Linked DNA regions of Homo sapiens: regions 1 and 2 are each linked to region 3. A link is a loop called in an ENCODE intact Hi-C map of the cell type or tissue named here. Cell type or tissue: heart left ventricle. All regions are shown on one strand.

Region 1 (8,000 bases), 110 kb after region 3:
TTGGGTTTTCTTACATACAACTGAGTTTTTGCTTACACACTCCTTAATTTCTTTTAATTCCTGTTCCATAAGGAGGCACCTATCTCTCCAAGGAGAGCCTGGGTGACTGACACTTGCTCCAGTTCACTGTTCCACAATGAGCAGCTCTGTGCAAACCTATCCCCAAAGGCTGAGTTTGCTGAGAAGCCAAAGAAAAAGACTCACAAATCCAATTTCTCAGAAAGAAACATTTAATAGGGACTTATGAAAAGAAGCCATGTCTTGGGAAGCTGAGAGATGGTAGATCCCTGTACCCACCCTCCAGAAAGTATTTTTTACATAGCAATTTGTTTTGGTGAAACGTGTCACTGGTCATGTCTCCGACCCTCGGCAAAACTCATGACTAGTGGAAAAGCTAGGTAAGCATCTTTATGAGGGGTTATCTATGCTGCAGTCCTTGTTTCTTGACCTTGCTGCAGAATGCCTTGGTCTACAGGAGTCAAACATTGGTCATTATGATAGTTTCACTTCAAGGTGGTATCACTCTTGCCATACAACAGGATATTCTCTTATACTCCACCCTATAAAACTGGTCCTTACAATCTCATGTGCCCTCCTCTTCTGGGATAGTCCCTGCACCTAGATGGAGGATGCTTGATATTGTATAGCTTTAGCAATAGTGCATTGGCTCCATTGGAGCTGCCATGACAACAGTAAAGGCAAAGCAGGGCAGTAAACAACATATGCATTTAATACCTAAACCAAGAACTAGCTTCATCCAAACCTGCCCAAAACCAGTCATTCAAAAGAGGGGTTTGGTCTGAAAGAGTGGTTATTTGGGTTTTCATATCAGTCATTAATTTAGTGATGTTATCTGATTCATCAGGAATATAAACATAGCATTCAGTTTTTATGATTGCACAAGCCCCCCTTGTGTAACAGTGAGCACGTCTAAAGCCATGTGCTTTTGGAGGACAGACTTTCTCATGAGAGTGACTTCTGTGTTTCAGAGAGAGATTCTCTTGTGGCTATTATTAAAAGCTTTCTTTGTATAATTTGTTACAGCTTCCACATGCTAAATAACATCTTTGATGTCCCGTTGAGGAAGGAAAATAGAAGCTAAGTTGTTGTACCGATAGAAAACAGATTGGGCCCAATGGGATTCCAAATGAAGGAAATTCCCAGGCTTTGAAAGAGTGTGAACTATCTGACCTTGCACCCGTGTGTAACCGAAAGAACATATTAATTTGTGCCATGCATCCAGGAAGTTCCATGTGGGCCAACCAAGAGATGCCTGGATATATTACCCATTCTGTAGCATGCGAATCCATACTTTTAATATTATAATATATAAACATCTGTCTCTTGGTGTCCATCTTATATCCCTTGTTCTATTTGGACAGATAGCTTTAGAATTATTCTTTTGTTTCCAACATAGGGGGACAAGTTGACTAGGCTGGCCAAAAGATAGTTAACCAAATAAATTCATTCTATATTTGGGTTATTTTCATTGCAGTATCAGATCACTTCGTTCTTTAACTGAAGTGTTTCAGGCTGAGACTGAGTTATTTTCATTGACAGAAAAACTCCTCCCATGTCCCTTCTCAGAAAGAATAATATTAATGGGGCATGAGGTTATTTTATCTCTAGTCACATTGTATTCAATACCATCATGTAAATGTGAAAAGCAATAATATATTCCTGATATTCTATCTGTCATCCTTGGAAGGGAACTACCCATCACTGTAGGCCAGAAACACCGGAGAGTGGCATGAGGCTGCATACCCAACGGGTGTTTTTCTGTGAGCCACCAGCATAGTCTTGGCCCATTGTAGGAAAAGGTTTGCTTCATAGGTGACAGCTGGTAATAATGGTGACAGAACATAACAACTAAAGATGAAAAGAAAGAAACAGCGGGTACTGGCAGGGAAGGTCTCCATCTGTTAGGATTACACTAGTTGCTTTATTGAGGGTCATTAACAAAGATGCAGCTCTTGTGTTTTTCAAAGGAGCAGTATACCATACATGTTGCTCAGAGGACGAAATGTTAGCAACTGTAGTTGGAGTAATTTAGTTGGGAGTTCACCATACCAAGGAACCCACCACCATGCCATAGGGTGTGAGCATTTCTCCTGAACACTTACAGCACATGACCATAGATCTGGTGTTCAGTGAGTTCAGTGGTGACCACTCTAACTGTCCAAGATACTCCCTACTCTCTGGCAGGAAATAGTCTAATCAGCCTGGGGATATTTGCTATTCTAAGCCCCAGTAGAGTATCCCCTCCCCGGTACTATATCCATTGGCATCTTCATGTGCAAAGCAGGCTGATTATCAATGAGGTCTGGGAGCAAAGCTGTTATCTCAGTCATCCATATATGCACAGTGGTAGGTTTTGGGGGCAGTTGTACCAACCTGTCTATGGGGCACATGTCCTCCCTCTGGCTGAATTTAAAGAGATAAAGGCTGCAGATAACACATTCATCTACCTGTGCAAGACAGGATTCCCCAGTAAAGTTTGAAGTCGTGCTTTTAATAGGCCATTGTTTTCTCTCAATTGACCCTACTGCTTGGGGTTTATGTGGGAGGTGGAAATGCCCTGCTATATCATGCTCCCTGGCCCAATCCTGAGGGTCACGTCCAGCAAAATGGATCCCTGAGTCACTGTCAATGTGCCATGGATATCCATACATAGTACCAAGAGCCCCTAATCCTTTAATAGTACTGGTTTGATTTGCTTGCTTACAAGGAAAACTTTGCGGCAGTCCAGTAGCAGCATCTACACAGGTCAATACATACTTTTTACCTTGACTTACATGGAGAGATCCTGTCTATCCACTTGCCAGTCTTTGACAGGGTGGACAGCCTTATAAATGTGTCCTGCTTGATGGGGTCTATCAAGCAGGACACATATGTAGACACAATCGCAAACATGGTAAACCGTTTGTTACAACTGTTGGGAAGTCACTATATTTTAAGGGTAGTCTGCCCCCTTGGCTATCTCCCAGGCTACTCTTGTACTTCTGTGACCACTTGTTATATACCTAGGTTGCTTGTTCAGTGGCCTGGGCCAACACGATGTTAGGGTGTTGCTTCTATATTTCCCAGAACTGAGACTTTTGTGTTTGGGGCCACTTTAAATACAATTAAATAGGCCATAGGGTGTTGCAGCTTCTCCCATGTGTCTTGCCACATGTTCATGCCCCATATGAGTCTGTGCATAATTATCCATTTTTCTCATTCCCTTTAGGCTAGCCACATAGTTAAACCTTAAAAGACAGCCCGATGATCAGTACAGGTGGTAAGGGGCCAAGGCTCACGTGTCGTTACTAACCAAGCAGTCTGCAATTCAGCCCATTGATTACTCTGATTGTACCCGTATCAAGCCAGATAGTGTCAGTTTGTGGTTGTATTGCCACAGCAGTTCAAATACAGGGATATCCCCTGCTGGAGCTGTCTGTATACCAAGCATCATCCGGATGAGTAACACTCCTTCTCTTATGCTGTCAGGCACTGGAGAAGCAACTGAGTAGTAGTTGCTCATATGTAACAGGGCCTAACATAGCATGCAATTCTGGGCTCAATGAACTTGTTACCAGAACCCTTCATCACTGCAAATAGGCATGTCATTTATTCAAGGTAGGTGTCTGGGTTCCAGCAGAGATGGGTCTTTTAAACAATCCTTCTATCCATCCCTTGATTGGTAGGCCTGTTCTCACATACGCAAGAAGGGTCTTTGTTAATGGTTCCACCTTCAGTAAAGCATTAAATACTGCTGGCACTTGTTCAATGGGAGTGTATCTGGTTTCAGCCCCTTTCCACAATTGTGACCAAAATCCTAGGTCCAATTCATACCCTCAGGAGGAGCAGTAACATCCAAAGTCCTAGCTGAACCCTCTAAAGGGGTGCCTAAGGCTTGTGCATGCTGTACTAGCACTTTAGCCTGTTCACAAACTTCCTGCTGAGGCGTGTCCCAATCCCAATGTGTCCCATTTCTAATAATTCTATAGTCCCATTTCGAATAAGTTGTCTTAAACATTGGGCTAAGTGTGGAATAAGTTCTTTCCAACAGCCCAAAAGACCCACACATGTTTGGACTTCTTTTACTATTTTCTGAGTTTGAAGTTGTTGGATTTTGATATGGTTTGCCTGTATCCCCACCCAAATCTCATCTTGAATTGTAGTTTCCATAATCCCCATGTGTCATGGGAGGGACCAGGTGGAGATAATTGAATCATGGGGGCAGTTTCTACCATGCTGTTCTCATGATAGTGAGTGAGTTCTCACGAGATCTGATGGTTTTATAAGGGACTTCCTGCTTCATTTGGCACTTCTCCTTCCTGCTGCCATGTGAAGAAGGACATGTTTGCTTCCCCTTCTGCCATGATTATAAGTTTCCTGAGGCCTCCCAGCCATGCTGAACTGTGAGTCAATTAAACCTCCTTCCTTTATAAACTACCAGGTCTCGGGTATGTCTTTATTAGCAGCATGAGAACAAACTAATATAGACTTTGTCAATTACTGTACCCGGTATGAAACCAGTCTTCTCCTGAGAACTTCACTGCAGATCCTGGGCCCTGGATATTCTGAGGATTGATTACCCATCCTTGTTCCCATAGATGAACACACAATGCTATAAGGCTTTCCTGTGTTAACCAAAAAAGTTAGGCAGATGTCTCTATCAGTAGATGTTTATTGAGCCAACGTTTGAGGATGCACTGGGAAAAACACAAGCCACAGGAACGTCTGTGTCCTGTGCTTTTCAAAGAGGGCTTGGGAACTCAGTGTTTAAGGGTGAAAGAGCAAGAAGGAGGGAAAAAGAAAGGGAGGGTAGGCAGTGAGGCAAATGTTTACATTCTTGTGAAGCTCTAATTAACACTCAGTAAATCTACATTTTAGATAAGATAAGGTAAACATTTGAAAAGAAGGAGTAGCCCAGGTGCAGTGGCTCATGCCTGTAATCCCAGCACTTTAAGATGGCAAAGTGGGCAGATTGCTTGAGCCCAAGTGTTCGAGACCAGCCTGGGCAACATAACAAAACTCCATCTCTACTGAAAACACGAAAATTAGCCAGGCGTGGTGATATGTGCCTGTGGTCTCAGTTACTCAGGAGGCTGAGGTGGGAAAAATCACCTGAGCCCAGGAAGTTGAGGCTGCAGTGAGCTGTGATCATGCCACTGCACTCCAGCCTGGGTGTTGGAGTGAACCATTAAAAAAATAAATAAATAAAATTAAAAAAGGAAAGAATGAAAGAAAAGAGGGAGTAGAGGAAAAAGAAGTTAATTATGCATCCATCTCAACATAGGCAGAGGAGTGATTTATTGTCTTGCCCTTGGTCTGTGCCTGCGAAGACAAGCTAGATAAGTTTGTCATCAATATTGTCAGTGTGAGATTTAACAGAAATCAGTTTTAGGAGTTAAAACTTTGGTTGCAGACCCACGGTTACAATTGGCATGGCTGATTTTGTAGGGGGACATGTATCTTGAATGATTTCAGGGCTAACAAGGAATTTTCTTGTAAGCAATTTGTGAGGCAGGCTATCTGGGCAGGTACATGACCTTTTTCCATTGTTGGAACTTGGCTTAGGTATAATGCTGTGACAGAGTGTTGTGAAGTTACACCTCTCTGGTTAAGGGAAAAAAGGAAGGCAGTGTTGCACGACTTATTTTCCAGGCTTAACTTTCTCCTTGGCATACTGAGTTTGGGGTCCCAAGGTTTCATTTTCTTTTACACCTGTAACACATTAAAATCTTCAGAGGCTAACAAAATGTCATCAATATAATGAAACGAAGAAAGAAAGGATAGGAGTGAGAAAAAAGACAAGTCTCTAGCCACCATTCCTTGACAAATGGTAGGACTTTGAAGACATCCCTGGGGCAACAGGTGAAAAGTCCACTAGCAGCCTTGCCAGGGAAAAGCAAATTGGTCTTGTGATTGTTCAATGGAGGAGTGCTGAAAAAGGCGTTAGCCAAATCTGAGACAGTGTGATGTGTCCCCAGCACAGATACTATGTCATCAACTGTTTAACTAATATTAAGAACCACAGGCCGGGGCTGGGTGTGGTGGCTCATACCTGTAATCCCAGCACTTTTTAAGGCTGAGGTGGGCAAATCACCTGAGGTCAGGAGTTCGAGACCAGCATAGCCAACATGATGAAACCCTGTCTCTACTAAAAATACAAAAATTAGCCAGGCATGGTGGCGCATGCCTGAAATCCCAGCTACTCAGGAGGCTGAGACAGGAGAATCACTTGAACCCAGGAGGTGGAGTTTGCAGTGAGCCGAGATCATGTCACTGCACTCTAGCCTGGGTGACAGAGCAAGACTCCGTCTCAAAAAAAAAAAAAAAAAAAAAAAAAAAGAACTGCAGGCCAGGAACAGCAGTTCACACCTGTAATCCCAGCACTTTGGAAGGCCGGGTGTTAAGGTTTCACAAATGCACCACAATGTAGCAGTCTCTCTTTGTGAGGTATTACCCGGAGTTCTTTGTCTCACCACCAAGAGAATTAAGGAGCGTGGACACAAAGGGTGAGGTCGGAGCGAAAGCTTAATAAGCCAAAGAAGAAAGCTTTCTGCCACAGAGAGAGGGCCCAGAAGAGGGTTGCCATTTTTACAGTTGAATACAAAGGCTTTTATAAGAAACCAATGAGGGCTGGGCATCTTATTTGCATATGGTGCAAATTTCTGGTAGCTCCACCCCATCCTCCTGATGCACATGTGGGCCCTTAGCTTGAGTTACTCTATATTGCTTTGTTCCCCATACTGCACATGTGTCGGGGGACAGAATTTTCCATTGTGGGCCTGTCTGGGCAAGTCACCTGTGTAACCTTTCTTATCTGTGTGGCTGTGGGCATGTCTTAGGCAAGCCCCCCTGTGCGAGTTCCCTTACCTGTGCCTGCAGGCTGTTCTTTTACTTGAAAGAATTCAACCGAGGACCCACCATAACTGCCTGCCTGACCTGTTTCTTCCTTTCTCCTCTCTCAGAGGTGAGCAGATTACTTGAGTCCAGGAGTTCAAGACCACCCTGGGCAACATGGTGAAATCCAGTCTATACAAAAAATACAAAAATTAACCAGACATGCTGGCACATGCCTGTAGTCCCAGCTGCTTGGGAGGCTGAAGCAGGATGATCATTTGTGCCCAAGATGCGGAGGTTGCAGTGAGTCAAGATCACACCATTGCACTCCAGCCAAAAAAAAAAAAAAAGCAAAAAAACAAAGAACTGTAACATTATTCAATTCCCAGGTCTACTGCCATTTGCCAGGTATCCTCTGGTTCATGTACCGGTCAGATGGGGCTGTGAAATAGGCTTTGAGCTGGACAGATAATATGCACCTTTGCCAGTTCCTCAACAGTTGCACTTATTTCAGCATGATTCCCAAGCAGTTTGTATTGTTTAATGTTGACAGCTTGACTAGGGGCAGGGAATAGTATGGGTTCCCGTTTTGCCTCTCTCCTGAGAATGCTTTTACTACACATACCTTCATTTGAATTATCCCACTGAAGTTTGCAAAGTCCTTCCTAACAGAATATCCATGCTCAAAATGTTTTCTGGAATAGAGGAAATAAACGCCATATATGGGGCAGGGGGAGCTTTTCCAATACCTAGATGTATAAAGTTCTTTTTATTGGGATACTAAGGCCCTCATAACCATCAGTGGTGGTCCGCTGACAGCGTGTCTTTCTGGATTTCCATGGATTAAAGTACATTCTGTCCTACTGCTGGAACATGGGGTCAACCTTGGCCCCACTCCTAATCTTGGGGCCAGGGCAAAATCCACCCCTAATAAGCCAAGGCATTAGAATAAGGGGTTGAGTCATCTTCCTCGTCTGATGGAGGGGAAGAAGGGAAGAGACAAAACTGCAGTTCAGGCTTTAATTCCCTCTATAAGGCTACTAATACAGCATTAGTTTGTTTGTCTATTTTTTTCTTAGGGTGTTCCAGCTCCCAATAAATCATGCTGCATTTGCTTATGCTTGACTTGTCAGTCTCCTTCCCCCTTCATTCTCCTTCTCTTAGTG
Region 2 (8,000 bases), 140 kb after region 3:
TTGAGGTTAGAAAGAGAGAAGGATGCAATAGAGAAGTTCTGGAAGGATATGCAGGTGTAGTGTGTCTCAGGAAAATTAATTTCATGATGTCAGCACTTTCCAGGGTCTAGTCTAGTTGTTTGGGTCTAGAAACCCAATCTTTACAGTGCATTCATAGTTGAGTGTTGGAAACTGCCTCAAGCTAACTAAATTCACAAAATACCAGCATGCTATTAATTAATTCACAATATGCCAAAGGGACTGAGTATTTGAACTGGCTAATTCAACCATTCTCTCCCTAAGGAAAAATAATATAATTTGGGAAGCCACCTCCTTTAACTGTGAGTCCATATAGGGCCCTTATTATGTCACTCCAACCCCTAGCACAGTGAATAATCACACAGAGAGTTATTTTTTCGTAGAAGATAGGCTCCATGAGGGCAGGCGTTGCCTGTCTTGTTCACTGCTATATCCCAGGCTCCTAAAAGAGTGCCTGCCACATACTAGGTTCTCAATGGGTGTTTGTTGAAAGAATGAATACTTGAAGAGTTCTTTAATCAGCACAAAGTTAGGACAAATAAATTTTGTTTTATTGCCCTGTTGCTATTGAAAAGCTTATATGAAGTGATACAACCAACTCTGTTAAGAGAATGCAGCTGCCAAGCAGATGTTAAGGCCATGCCCCCGACTCCTGACTGGCATCTTCTTCATTGGGTGGTATTGAAAACACTGACATTTTGCTCTTTGACCTCCCTTTCACTCTGGAGATCTGCTGGTTGGCACATTCTTTCTTGAGACAAAGTGCTAGCCAGTTGTAATTTTCTCAGTTGTACTTACCTTCTGATCACTCCTCCCCATGACTACACCTTGGCATCCTGGTCACCCTGCTTGAAAGGGGTGAGCTGAAGACTTGCCAGCTGCACATCTGTACTTCTTGGAGGGAGTCCTATTCTACACATGTTGATTCATCCTTGCTTCCTCCACAAAGGGCAACTGAGTGTCCTGGTAGCCTAACCATAGTCTGTAGCAAGTGTAGGGGTGAAACGGTAATGCCTGTCCTCACTCATTGCAAGGTCCCCAGCTAACACCCCTATGATGAAAGACAGATTCACAAGAAAAAAGTATAACAAATTTATTTAACAAAGTTTTATGTAATACAGGAGCCTTCCGAAACAAAAGACCCAAAGACCCAGAGAAAACTTTTTTTTTAATGCTTAGGTTTGATGAAGACTGTACTGCCATGTAGAAATGTGATTGGACAAAAAGGACATGTCCCAATGGTAATAAGCTGAGATGGGAATCCATCATGGCTTGTTTGTTTAGCTTCTTCTTGGCCTCTTGCATAACATTTCTTTCTCCAGGATAAGGCAGGATCACCTGTCAAATGAGAGTTTTAAGGGGAGAAGAAAGGTCAGAGACTGACATTTTTAGGTTTATGGTTTGCTTTGGGAAAGAGGGGTTCTAGTTTCTATGACCTGCTGTGGGAAAGAAATGAAAGAAAGAGAAAGGAGAGTGGGAGAAGCTCAGAAAGAACATCTTGCTTCTGAGGCCCTTCCAATCTCCCTCAGTGCAAAGTATTCAGCATACCAAAGTGCTATACTTGAGGTTCTCATGTTCTGATTCCCAACACAAACATTCAGAGGGAGTTGTGGAAAGAGCAGGCAATTGGAAGTACAAATGAAACGGGGGAGTTCCCTGACCCCCCTTGCAGGACGTGTGATGGGTGTGGCTCATCCATTTGGCCATCTTGCTCTCAAACCCCTTATGGGAGCAGGAACATGCAGACAGGCAGGTGTAGGAGCTGGGGCAAGCACTTTTGGCCTCCGGCCCCATGGTTGCATCTAGGGGTGGGTGCCTGTGACTCCCGAAGCCCAAGTGGGCATGTGTTACAGTGCGCTCTTTCACCCTTGCTGTCCATGGATGGCTTAAGTGTTAAACAGCTCAGTGGACCCTCTGCCTTTTTGCAAGGGCAGAGGGCCAGTGTGACAGTTTTCTGTATTCCGAGCTCTTGTCCAGTGTCCAGGAAAAATAAGGTCACGCCTGGACTTAAAGGATGGCAAACGTGGGAGTTTTACTGAGTGGTGGAGGTGGCTCTCAGTGGGATGGATGGGGAGCTGGAAGGGGGATGGAATGGGAAGATGATCGTCACCTGGAGTTTGGCCATGCAGTGGCCAATCTCCTCTCCTACTGTCCCCAGCCTAGCTCCTCTTGACATTAAGAAGCTCCTTCTCTTCTCTCCTTCTCTGCTCTTCTGTTTGTCTGCTTGTGGAGCCTGGGGTTAGGGTTTATAAGGGTACAGGATAGGTGGGTGTGGTGGGCCAAAAGGCAACTTTTGGGTGTGAAAACAGGAATACCTGTTCCCACGTAGGACTGAAGGTTTCCAAGATTGAGGGTGGGGCTTTTGCCAGGGAGCCACCCTCTTCTACCTAGTATTTCCCTGTTTGCTGTCTGTATCCTTTATCCTTGCACTCCATCTCCAAAATGTGGGGCCCTCCTGAGCCACTAGCTCTCAGGTCTACCCATTCACTGCAAATTCCAATTAACATGTGCATAATGCCTTAGAGTTTATTAACACTCTACACACTTTTCCTATTGCAATTCCCCTGTCATAATAAATTGGCTCTAACTGGGTAGTGGGCAAGAAGAACTCATGGGGTGGTTACAAATACAAATTTAATTTAAAAATTGTGATATAACTATATTAGTAGCTGGGGGAGGGAGGAGAAATAAGGTGGAGAATGTTAAGACAGCTAAATCTTCATCTGCCATAATAGAACAACAATAGCTACTGTCTGGAACTGACAAGTTGGGAAATAGCAATATGTGTATATTCCTTAGAAATATGGAGTTAAATACCAGAAAAAAATAGAAAGGGTTTAGAAGGTTAAAAGAGGTTGCCTTCAAGGAACAGGAATAAGGAGACAGAAAGACAGAAATGTGAAGCAAGAAACCACCATTATTTGTGTGTAGGGGAGGAGAAAATAATTTTTTCTCTACCTTTTCTGAGTTTTTTGTTAGGACAGACCCCTGTACCGAAATTAATAAGAGAAAAAAAACAAGTTTATTAATATGTATATCTCATGTATACAAGGGAGATAGCCAGGGAATGAATAATTCTTGAGAGCAGATCTCAAATAGGTAGCTTTGACTTCAAGCTTAAAAACCATCCTTTGCTAAAACAGAGAGGGAAGGGTATGGAGAAGGCCAGTTACGAGGAGACAGCCAGGAAAGCACCTGAAACCAGGGTGAGGTTTGCGATGCAGATTTAAATCCATGCCTTTTTCATTGATAAGAGTTTCTAGTGATTTAGAGTCATTCTTCTCTTCCTGTTGCAGACAGGAAGACACCCTTATGTATGGAGATCTCCTTTATAGACATAAACTTTCCTTACAAAAGGGTAACTTCTACTGTTGTTTTCAGAGATTCTCCTCTGCTGCAGTTTCTCAAAATAATCAGCTCAAAATAATCCTCATGCTAAAGAGGCATATTTGGGGGTGGCATGTTTCTGGTCTCCTAAAGTCATAGGAGAATTCAGGACATGTCCTGAATCCCATCATTTGTCTTAAGTCTTTTACTACTATTTGACATATATATGGCAAATATATATATACATGTTAACGGAAAGGCATCCAGATCCAGACCCCAATAGAGGGTTCTTGGATCCTGAGCAAGAAAGAATTTGGGGCAAGTCCACAGAGTAAAGTGAAAGCAAGTGTATTAAGAAAATAAAGAAATAAGGAAAGGCTACTCCGTAGGCAGAGCAGCCCTGACAGCTACTGGTTGCCCATTTTTATGGTTATTTCCTGATGACATGTTAAACAAGGGGTGGATTATTCATGCCTCCTCTTTTTAGACTATATAGGGTAACTGCCTGATGTTGCCATGGCATTAGTAACTGTCATGGCACTGGTGGGAGGTTAGCAGTGAGGACGACCAGGGGTCACTCTCATCACCATCTTGGTTTTGGTGGGTTTTGGCCGGCTTCTTTACTGCAACCTGTTTTATCAGCTAGGTCTTTATGACCTGTATCTTGTGCCGACCTCCTACCTCATCCTGTGACTTAGAATGCCTAACCTCCTGGGAATTCAGCCCAATAGATCTCAGCCTTATTTTACCCACTCCTATTCAAGATGGAGTTACTCTGGTTCGAATGCTTCTAACACACACACAAGTGTATACACACACATACGTGTGTATTTGTGCTTACATATATGTGTATATGTTTGTATACACATATATCCATACCTTTTCTTGATAAAAGTTAAAAATGAACAAAGAAGGCTAGGGTATGCAATGCATGATAAGGAAATTTTCATCAAAAATAGCTAGTGTCGACAAGCAACCACTTTAGATTTAAGATGCAACCTTCAGCTCTCTGAAAAATGCTCTGACGTGGTCCTCTTCACTCCCACACTGAAGTCAGCATGGCTTACCATACTCACTACACAAATCTCCTTTCAGGCTCCACCTGTTCCATTACCTGAGCAAACAACAGCAAGCAGCAACCCATGCTGCCAACTCACTCTCTGAGGTGAGTTCCAGAACCTACAGGGTGGCATTATCACATTCTTGGGCTGACAGCACTTTTGCCTCCGTGGCTCCCTCTTCATTAAAAAAAAAAAAATTAAAAATTGTATTTGAAACAACTGTATTGGTTTAAAAATTGACATAGTCTAGATTCATTATTAGGTATTCATTAATATTCTATTTTTTCTTCTGATTTTGAAAGTAATTAAAACACTTTCATGGGTCCCTAAAAGTCTCATGGGCTCTAGGCACAGTGCCTGCTCCACCTAATGGGGAAATTGGCCCTGAGAACCTGAGGCAGGAAGAAGGGACAGATCAGCAAAGCACTCTGCCACCCTCTGCAGGTCCTGGTAGAAAAGTATCAAAAGCAAAGAAATAATAAAACCCTACTGGGGCAAAGTCATCCTTACATCAGCTGGTATTTGTTAGGGAGTTGTCAGGTGCAACTTGCAAAAACATCTTGTCAAATGTCCACAGCTTTCCTGTGAGGTGACTCTCACGTCCACAGATATCCAGTGGCCCCAGAGGTTAGGTTTCATGTCTCAGTTCACCCACGCCATTCATGGCAGCCCAGGAATGTGTAACCACTCAGTCTGGCTCTTCCCTGCCTGTCAAGGAGGTGAGGCCGTAGGGTGTGGGGTGGGTGGTACACCTGCTCCCTGTCACCCTCCGAGTCCTCCCTTCCACACCCACACTCTGCCTTGCATGGAAATTAAACATCAGTGACTAATAAATTTGAAGTCAAAATCTAATGTGCTTTTTTTCACTCGCATCCGTGTGAAGAGACCACCAAACAGGCTTTGTGTGAGAAACAAGGCTGTTTATTTCACCTGGGTGCAGGCGGTCTGAGTCTGAAAAGAGAGTCAGCGAAGGGGAGATAAGGGTGGGGCCGTTTTATAAGATTTGGGTAGGTAAAGGAAAATTACAGTCAAAGAAGGGTTGTTCTCTGGCGGGCAGGAGTGGGGGTCACAAGGTGCTCAGTGAGGGAGCTTTTTGAGCCAGGATGAGCCAGGAGAAGGAATTTCACAAGGTAATGTCATCAGTTAAGGCAAGGACCGGCCATTTTCATTTCTTTTGCGGTGGAATGTCATCAGTTAAGTCAGGAACAGGCCATTTTCACTTCTTTTGTGATTCTTCAGTTACTTCAGGCCATCCGGGCATATACGTGCAGGTCACAGGGGATGTGATGGCTTAGCTTGGGCTCAGAGGCCTGACACTTTAACAATTCCATAAATGTGCTTTCCTTTGCCTCTACAAAGATCAGACTTTTTGTGACATTTTCCCCCTTCTGTTTTAGTTCTTTCAGGCTGTGCATTCTGTTTAGTTCATTACAAAAATATCATAAACTGGCTTGTTTATAAACAACAGAAGTTTATTTCCCACGGTTCTGGAGCTGGGAAGTCTAAGATCAGGGTGCCAGCTGATTCAGTGTCTGCTGAGAGACCATTTCCCGGTTCGTAGACGACTGTTTTCTCACTGTGCCCTCACATGGAGGAAGCGGGGAGGGAGCTCTCTGGAGTCTCTTTTATAAGGGTGCTAATCCCATCTGTGAGGACTCCACCCTCATCACCTAATCACCTCCCAAAGGCCCTACCTCCAAATACCATCACCTTGGGGGTTAGGATTTAAACATATGAATTTTGGGGGGACACATTTAGTCCATCGCATGTTCAAATCTGAAATATTCCTTAGTGGCATCCCTGTGTTCCTGTCCTGTTAGTGTTGTGCTGCTGACCTGGGTGGCAAAGGCTAAGCCTCTGCTCCAGCTGGTCCATTTTGCAAATGCTGTACTGTGAGTATTGCATTTGCACAGTCAGGGTCCCCTTTCCCCTGAAAATTCAAATGAGGCCACAGACAGCTGGCAATTTCAACTCCACCTCATTTTCCCCAGCTCTTACTCATTTCTGTGCCTGAAAGGGACTGAATGGGTGGGGGAAGGTGACAATTTGCATTTATATAGAATCCCAGCTTTAAGTTAATTAATCAAAACACTAAGCTACCCTGACAAATCCTTCAGGGAAAGCAGAAAGCTAAACCCTGCTGCACCTTGTTTGAAATAATGATTCAGGCTGCGGCAAAATCTCACAACAGGCCCCCTGAAGCTCGCGACCTACCACCTGCGGAAAATCTTTCTGCAGGAGGACTTCATTCACTTATCCCGACAAGATGATCTTCCTTTCCACTTTTCCTATCTCACCTCTGTACCCACTCCCCAGGCAAAAACACTCCATAATTAAAGAGAGAAAATATGCTCAAGAGGAACAGAGATGTTTCCTGAAGTAAATAAGAAAAGTAAAACAATCCATGAAGGGCTGGGTTGCACGCCTGCCCTCAGGTGGGTTGAGGCAGAGTGCCAGGCCCCAGGCAGTGGACACACACCAAGCAAGCATGACACTAGCAATCACACCCTTTGGGTTCCTTACGACACACTGTGGGAGGCTGTGAGGAAACCATCGAGGGAAGAACAGGCAGACCTGATGCAGAAATTCGATAAAAGATAGAATTCACCAGGACATTAACATATGCAATGAATATTGGGGTGGGACCCAAACTGTCCCTGGAGTAATTACCTTAGGGGAATAGGATGGAGAAGGAGGTGCAGGCATTCTTCACTTTATATTCTTCTGGAGGTTTGTACGGCTGGCCCTTGAATAACATGGTTTGAATTGCACTTTTATGCAGGTTTTTTCAATAAAAGTTACACTGAGTGTGCTGCCTCTCCTGCCTCTCCTTCCACCTCCTCCACCTCTTCCACTTTTGCCACCCTTGAGACAGCAAGACCAATCCCTCCTTCTCCCCCTCCTCTTCCTCAGCCTGTTCAACGTGAAGAAAAAGATGAAGATCCAGCTTCACTTAATGAAGAGTGAATATACTTTCTCTTCCTCATGATTTTCTTAACACCATTTTCTCTTCTCTAGCTTACAGTTTATAATGCATATAACACCCTATATATGCATTAATCAACTGTTTATGTTATTAGTAAGGACTCTGGTCAGCAGTAGCCTATTAGTAGTTAAGTTTTGGGGGAGTCAAAAATGATACATGGATTTTCAACTGCATGGTGAGGGGGGGGTGGCGGTTAGTGCCCCTAACCTCTGTGTTGTTCAAGGGTCAACTGTACTATTTCTGTTAAACAAAGAGCATGGATTGCTTTTACCACCAAAAAAAGCATTATAAAAAATAAATTATTTTCAGCTACTGCATAAAAGAAATTAAATTACAGCCACAGGAAAACCCCAAGGGGGAAATGATAAGGGCAGAGAAGCTAGAATTAAAGGACCTAAGTTCCTTATTCAGCTTTCTGAGCCTCAGATTCTTTATGCAAAAAACTGAGGAAATTGTAATACTTGCCCACTGTGGTCACCCCAGGACGATTAAATGAGATAATAGGTGGAAAAAAGTGCAGCTTATTTTTCACTTGGTCCTTTAACTTTACACAGTAATGAAGTTTAAATGCTATGGCCCCTGTAAACCAAAAATAAAATTCTAAGCTC
Region 3 (8,000 bases):
ATGGTATTTCTGCCTCTAGATCTTTGAGGAATCACCACACTGCCTTCCACAATGGTTGAACTAATTTACACTCCCACCAAAACTGTAAAAGCATTCTTTTTACTCTGCAACCTTGCTAGCATCTGTTTTTTTAAAAATTTTTTAATAATCACCATTCCGACTGCCGTGAGATGGTATCTCATTGTGGTTTTGATTTGCAAGAAATAGCAAATGTCGATTGGGAAGACCTGGCTGATGCCAGCTCTACCCAGTTGGGAACTCCCCAATCTTGGACACATTACACTCTTAGCCTTAGACTTTTCACTTTAAAACCAGGCTATTGCGAGGATCAAGTGAAATAATGCATGTGAAAGTGCTTTGTAACCTGTGAAGTTATATATCAATATCCAGTTATGGTGGATGTTGAAAAATATAGGGTGAATACAAAGGTATTAGTCTCCAATTATAACCTTATTGGCCAGAGTACTGATTACAGGTTATAAAGTGTTGACAGTACAATCTTGCTGGAGCTGTAAAGAAATTGCACCTTAATGCTATGTCTCTATGGGTGTGTATATATGTAAATAGACACATAAATTTTATAGACACTTATGATCATACGTTGTATGATAGATATCACTCTAATTATGTATCACATAAACCCAACAATAGGCTTGTCCTTTTATTTTGAAGCACTTTCTAGAACAACCTTGGGCCAATCTGGGCATACATGCTGCTGTCCATGTCAATGCATAAAAATAAAATGTCAGACCCCCAAACACCCTGATGGGGGTCTAAGGAAGTTAACCCTGAAGGCAGCATTCAGGAGATCTGAAATGGTCAGGGTTGGCACAAAAGCATCCTCAGACATGGGCTTCCTCTAGGGCAATGGGCAAAGAAATATGGAAAGCTATGTGCAAGGTTCCCCACACAAATAAGGCCAGACATAGGCTCTGCAGAGTGAAAGGCACCTTTAAAGTTGTTTGAGGGCAGATGCTGTGTGCAACTGTTTCTGCTCTGGGGTCTGGCAGCCCAGAACGCTTTTCAGGATCTTAAGGGAAAGGCGCTGTCTCCTTCACAGATGCCTTCTCCCTTCCATTCTCTCCCATCAGCTAAAACAATGTTCTGAGTGTGCATCTGTTTGCCACTAATTCTTGAGCTGTGCTTTACTAGTGGGTTCTCCTTCACAGATGCCTTCTTCCTTCCATTCTCTCCCATCAGCTAAAACAATGTTCTGAGTGTGCATCTGTTTGCCACTAATTCTTGAGCTGTGCTTTACTAGTGGGTTCTCTTCTCTCCAGCGAATTTGCCAATACGACCTGGCACACAGAGCAGTTTTACTCTAGAGAAGTAAACGTAGCCTTTTATGATGCAAATAAATGCAAGAGGGAAAAACACAGATTGTTTCACAGAACTATTGGCCAAGTGTATATAGTTTGCAGCTATGAAGCTCTTGAATTATGAAAATTAATTAAATTCAATTTGATGAATGAGAATAATCACTTCAAATAGGATAATGTGATAAATAGCCCCTTCCATAAGGAAAACAATAATTTCAATGCCACAGGTGCTTCATTTTGAGGACTGCTAAAATGCAAAATTCCAAGTTTATGAAGCAAACAGTGCTAATGATAATGAAAAGCTGGCTTCTGGCTCTGATGCACTCTTGTGAGGGACAGGGGGCAAGATCTTCAGTTTGTCTCAGCACCTCTGCCCAAAATTACTGGATCTAAAAATGGATGAGAAGGTGAAGCCTGGGGTTCCCACACAGCTCCCCATACTGTTGGCTTCTGGCACCTCATCCCAGCCTCAGCCCTTTAGGAGCAATGGCTTCAGATTCTCTTTGTGACCCTCAGAGACCCTGCAGTCCCAGCCCTTCCCAGCCATCTAACTGCACCCTCTTTCCCCTAAAACACACAGAGATTTTCCCACCCCAACGGCCAGGACTTCAGTATGGCCTCTTGCTGGGGATGCTTCCTGCCTACCACAGATAAAAACAGCAGCAAGCACAGACTGAATGCCTCCCATGTCCCAGGATTACTCCAGGCCATTTCTACCCCAACCCTGTCTGCTCAGCCCTACTCTAAGTAGTACCCATTGGGAGCTCCCTGTGAACCAGGTACTGTGCAAAGAGCTTTAGATACTATGCCATTTGACCCTTATAGCAACCCCATTCAGACAATAAAACATGATCCTCATCATACAGATGAATAAACTGAAGTATAGAGAGATTAAATATGTAGCTTCATGTCATATAGCTTATAAGAGGCTGAGCCAGGATTCAAATATGAGTAGTTATCCTCCCAAACCCTCACTTTTAACTACCACTCTACTTCTTCTAAAGAGAAATATTATTTTCCCAATAGGACACATGAGAAACAAAGGCTTACAGGGGTTAAGTTACCAGGCTGAGGGTACAGAGTAGTAGGACTGGATCTGAACACAAGTCTTGCTCTCGTCAAACTTCATGTTCTTTCTACAACAGTTGATTAAAAAAAATGGGGGAGGAGGAGGCATTGAGCAGACAGAAGTCAAGATCTTTTATTTGCTAGTTTTTGCTCTTGGTCAAAATTAACCATGGAAAGTCTCAGTGTCTTCACCAGTAAGATGGGAATAATAATAGTGTCTACCTCTTAGAATCATTGTGAAGATTCTATGGGACAGGGCGGGCACTGCTAGCACAGCTCGCAGCACACAGAGCTCAGCAAATGTCAGCCACCATTCCTATCAGTACCCTGTGTGGCCTCCATTGCACGCCTTTGGTAATGGCCTGTCTTCTCCTGAATCTTCACCCTGACCCTCTCTGTCACCTCTGAGAACTCCAGGGTCTCAGAACAGCCAAAGCCATTCCTCTGGCTTTATCGCCACATCGCTGCAGCATTCATTGCACCGTTCCTCATCTGGGAGTCTTTGTGTGGCCCAAAGTTGCTGACAGTGTGGTTCCTCACTTGTGGTCATCACAGCTAATCAAACTGGCAGTAGCCATGAGTCACCTCACAGCCCAAGTGACCATGCTAAGGCTCCCAACAACCCTCACAGAGCTCAGCCAACGTCTGCTGCTGCTGCCCTGAAGGCCCCAGCTTCTCTCTTCTGGGTTTGCTCTCACATTCCAGCCAACCAGGAATGCTGTGAGCTCCAGAGGTACATGCCTCTCTGAGCCTGTATTAGCTTCTTATTGCTGCTATAACAAAACACCACCAATCAGTAGCTTAAAATAAAGCAAATTCATTCTCTTACATTTCTGGAGGGCAGAAGTCCAACCTGTATCTCACTGGGCTAAAATCAACATGCTGGCCGGACTGTGTTCCTTTGGGAGGCTCTCAAGGGGAATCCAATTTCTCTGCCTTTCCCAGCTCCTAGAGGCCACCTGCATTCCTGGCTCATGGTCCCCTTCTCCATTTTCAAAGCCAGCAGCCTGACAGCTTCAGATTTGTCTTTGACTCTGACCCTTGCTTCTGTCATCATAGACCCTTCTCAGACTCGCCTCTATCCTAGTGTCACTTGTAAGGACCCTGGTGATGACATTGCCCGCCCCCCCACCTGGATAATCCAAGATAATCTCTGCATCTCAAACTCCTTAACTTCATCACATCTGCGAAGTTTCTCTTGCCATGTAAGGTTCTGGAGATTAGAACATGGACGTCCTTTTTGGAGGCTGGATTATTTTGCTTATGGCAGAGTCTCTTCTATGAAAGAGCTCCATGTAACCCACTTCCTGTACTAGAAATACATGTGGCTAAGAAGCGGGAGCCACCATAAGGCCCACCAAAAGCAGGTTTTCTGCCAGGGAGTCCCTGGGATGAATCACCGCCCAGATGGTGCCATCAGGCTGAAGTGAGATTACCCACCACCTGTACCCATGGGCATTTATCTGGGCCAGACTAGTGGGTGCACCTCCAAGGAAAGACATACAATTTAGCATGTTCAATAGTCTTTTAATGGTGGACACATGTCATACATTTGTCCAAACCCATAGAATGAACAACACCAAGACTGAGCCTGAATGTAAACTATGGACTCTGGATGATAAGGAGGTGTCTTGGGGTCAATATCCCCGTCTGCTTGGGGATGTTGAGAATGACTGTGTGGAGGGAGGGAGTAAATGGGAAATCTCTGTACTTTCCATTCAATTTTGCTGTGAACCTAAAACTGCTCCAAAAATAATATTGTTTAAAAAGTCTCTTAAGGGAAGAATGATCTGAGAAATGTTCTAGCAAAGTTTGGGTATCACCATGTTAAACTGTAAGCCCCTTGAGAGAAAACACCATAACATCCTTTAACATTATGTCCTGAGAGTCTCACAAGCGCCTGCCCTGTAGTGGGAGCTGAATGGCTGACGACCAGAAGGAAACCAGGCTTGTGGTGAGAATTCGTGCAGCTTAAGTGGCCCTCAGTGACAGTGACTCCATTTGAAGTGGAACGACTGTTCCTCCCGTAGCCCACAGCAGACATGGGAAACTGGAAACCAACACCGTTCATTCCTGTGCCAAGTGCTTTAGGCGCCCAATAACCCTACAAGGTAAATACTAGCATTTCCATTCTAAAACTGAGAAGAGTGGGGCTCAGAAAGGTTAAGTCATTTGCAGGGCAGAGGGCCTGGATTCAAATCTAGGTTTGTGTAAGTCTGAAGTTCACACCAGGCTTCCTTCTCAATGACAAGAGTGGAGAGGGCGGTTCTCTGTGTGTGTTCTGAGTTCTGGATGTGAAAAATAACGCAGAAAAGATGGAGCTGCAAACTAGGAGTGGCCCGCAGGGAGGGTTAGCTGTTGAGGGCAACCTTGTATATTTGTATAAAAGCCCAGTTGCCCCCAGAGGAATGCCCAAGCCCTAGTAAGATGCTGTGGTCCCTAGAGACGCTCACCAGAAAGCATCTAAAGGGAGCATCTAAGGTGGCCAGGCTAGACCAAGTGCCGGCTGGAGCAGAGAGGGGCCAACAGAGGGCGCTGTGCAGACGTGGCGCGCCCAGACCCAGCGACGCCTGGAACCCCGACACCCAGGGCTGAGCCGCGGACAGAGATCTCTCTTTTTGAACTAAATTAGTCTCCTTCTTTGGAGACCGAGGAGCACAGAGAATATTTTTCAGCAAGTATTGGAGAGTGAAGCTTGCCTCTTGCAAAATCTCTAATGTTTGCGGCTTGCTTTCTCTTCCATAAAACTTCTTTTTGCCACAATGGATGCTAAGAGACAGTGCAGCAAAATGGGTAGAGCAGAGAAAGTGATGTCCAATCCCAGCTTTATCCCTTATTAGAGGTGCGGCTTTACTCTGAGCCTCCTTTTTGCTTTCCATACGCTGGAAATCTAGGCTCTTACAGGTCTGCTCTGAAGGCTAAAGAGAATGAACAGAAAAGGTGAGAGTATGTCATCTTGCCCAAAGTAGGTCAGCAGATTGCGATCATTTTGGTCTTAAGACCTCTTTGCACTCTTAAAAATGATTGAGGACTCAAAGCAGATTGCGATCATTTTGGTCTTAAGACCTCTTTGCACTCTTAAAAATGATTGAGGACTCAAAGAGCTTCTGTTCATGTAGTTCTATCTAACAATAGATAGAACTCATAAGGATATGAGAGGAACTCATGAGGATATGAGAGGTTTTACTCAGCTTTCAGATAACCTGATGACAAATTGCATAAATGATGAAGTGAATCAGACGTGAAGTGAATCACAGCTGGAACAAGCCTAAGATCACAGGCCTCCTAATGTACGTCAGGGTGATGTCTGTCTCCAAATACCAAATCAAGAAGTCTTCAGAGAGCAGTCGGTTAAGCAAACATTTTATTTCAAATTAACATAAAACCTGCCTTTCAATGACTTCCAAAATGTTTCGTTTCCTTCCTGTTTTTGATGATGAGATGTATTGACTGTGTTTCCATCTCCTCCCCAGCAGGTGCCCAAGCCTGATGAATTCCCGTGCTAAAAAACTGCTGCCTCCTGTGGAGACCTGTGTGTCTCCCACAGGGCTGAATTGCCCTGTGTCTGCCCAGCACAGCTCTGGGCACCCAGGTGGCTCCTCCCTGGGCCTCAGCAGCAGCACAAGATGGGTTGTAGCCCTGCATCTCTGTTAAGGGTCTGCATTATGTCAGTTGCTAGATTCTTCTTCCTCCTCTTCCTATACTGCCCATCCTTGATTCTTTACAAAGCTCCTCTCCTTGATTCTTTGAACTCTCTCAGACCTCTTTTTAATCCTTTTTTTTCTCCACTAGTTTCCTCTGTCCACTCACCCTGCATCCTCCTCTCCACTGATTCAGTGCTTAATCCCGGTCTAAACCCACCTCTCCACTTAGGTCCTTCTTTCTTCCGTCTTTCTCCTCCATATGGTTTGTCATGTGTCAGGGCCATGATGCTCAATTGGTATATAATTAAGATATAATCTATAAAGTAAGTACCATTACACCCATTTTTCAGGTGAGAAAAATAAGGCACAAAAGAGTTAAGTTACTTGCCCAGGTTCCCCTAGCCAGTGATAGATGCAACCAAGGTGTGACCCCATTGTTGCCTGACTTTCCACCTCATCCCTGATGTCTCTTTTAAGTAGCCTTAAGCACCCTCTTTACTTGTCACTTCCCAGTTCACTTGCTTTCCAGTGTGCCTCCTTTGCTGGTCTCAACCCCACATCCCCCTACAATGTGCCTCCCCATAGCCTGAGCACCTGCCCTGGGTGCTGGGCGAGAGCAGTGAGCAAGACTTACTTCATGGGGCTTTCCATCTTGTCCTTTCTGCATTGATATTTGGGCTAGTTTGGGCTCTGCTGCTTTGTCTGTAGGCATCTGCCTTTTTCCCAGAAACAGTTTCATCTTGGGCAGATATGGCCTGGACAGAGTTTCACTTAGTATTTTGTCTTTGGCAACCCCTTCCTACCCTGTTCCCCTTCAAGGCCACGTTGCCTGCCATTCCCCATTGTGTTCCCAGCCTTTAAGAAGTGAGCTGGCCATGAGCCACTCTGTTTTTCCTCATCTATACTCTCCATGCTATTACATGAGGAAGCCACATCTCTTTAGAGAAGCTGACCTCTCTGGCATTGCTCATATACCCACACAGCCTCGCCCCTCACTATCTGCTGAACGCAGAGAACTGGCAAGGGTGTGCAAACAGCAGGGTGGTGGCACCTCGGGGCTCTGCCTGAGATACCAGGGCCCAGTGAGGCCAAGAGCAGGCCAGGGGCCCCTGAGGGATGGACCTGAGCAAGGGAGAGCCAAGTTATAGAAGAGGAAACTGAGGCCAAGTGCCCCATTAATTCATAGTCATTCCTTCAGTTCATTCAAAATATTTATTGAGTGCTTTCTTTGCTTCAGGGACTATTTGCATGGGATGCAGCAATAAATGAAACTAATAAACCTGCCCTAATGAAGCCTGCAATATATTGGGAAAGACAAACTATAAACAAATAAATATATAAATGGTCCCCAAGTTAAGATAGCTCGGCTTACGACTTTTTCACTTTACAATGGTGTGAAAGCAATTAGCGTTCAGTAGAAACTATACTTCAAGTACCCATACAGCCATTCTGCTTTTCACTTTCAGTAAAGTGTTGAACAAATATATATGAGATATTCAACATGTTACTGTAGAATAGGCTTTGTGTTAGATGATTGTGATTGTGCCCAACTGTATGGTAAGTTTCTGATCACATTTAAGATAGGCCAGGCTGAGCTGTGAGGTTCAGGGGGTTAACTGTATTCAATGTATTTTTGACTTACAATATTTTCAACTTACAATAGGTTTATTGGGATGTAACCCCATCATAAATTGAGGAGCATCTGTATGCAGTAATGTCAGATAGTGATAAATACTGTAAAGAAAAATAAAGTACTGTCTGGGATATTGAGGTGTCTGATGGAGGTGGAGGGTGAGCACTGTTGTAGATAGCATGGTCAGAGAAGAACTTTCTAGAAGGGTGGCATTTAATTAAAATATTAAATGCAATAAGGAAGTAGTCCTAGTGGATATTTAAAGGAAAGCATTCCGGGCAAAGGTAATAGCCTTTGCCAAGTCCCTGGGATGGGAGCATGCTTGCTGGTTTCGAG

The links. Hi-C counts contacts between places; a loop is a spot of excess contacts. Peaks named below come from ENCODE experiments on the same cell type or tissue, not always from the same donor. Only the 100,000 strongest peaks of a DNase experiment are listed, where the experiment ranks them.
Region 1: a loop joins it to region 3, with 2.1 times the contacts of the local background. A loop is called at or near these places in 8 of 110 quality-filtered maps.
Region 2: it touches region 3 in a loop (3-fold over the local background); 32 of 110 quality-filtered maps call a loop at or near these places.

The regions. Positions count from the first base shown.
Region 1 is chr13:48,618,062-48,626,061 of GRCh38, reverse strand. No RefSeq gene overlaps it. Among named protein-coding and RNA genes, the nearest start is that of LINC01077, 31 kb to the right of the region's middle. In heart left ventricle, no CTCF peak of the experiment used is centred here; no DNase peak of the experiment used is centred here; H3K27ac peaks cover 3,181 bases.
Region 2 is chr13:48,592,658-48,600,657 of GRCh38, reverse strand. It overlaps LOC105370202 (a long non-coding RNA gene), which reads right to left. Exons shown (of 3, transcript XR_941958.4): 3 at 1,098-1,356. Among named protein-coding and RNA genes, the nearest start is that of LINC01077, 6.1 kb to the right of the region's middle. In heart left ventricle, a CTCF peak has its summit at 4,830 (motif pointing left); no DNase peak of the experiment used is centred here; H3K27ac peaks cover 173 bases.
Region 3 is chr13:48,729,086-48,737,085 of GRCh38, reverse strand. No RefSeq gene overlaps it. Among named protein-coding and RNA genes, the nearest start is that of CYSLTR2, 79 kb to the right of the region's middle. In heart left ventricle, a CTCF peak has its summit at 4,910 (motif pointing right); a DNase peak (open chromatin) is centred at 4,925; H3K27ac peaks cover 639 bases.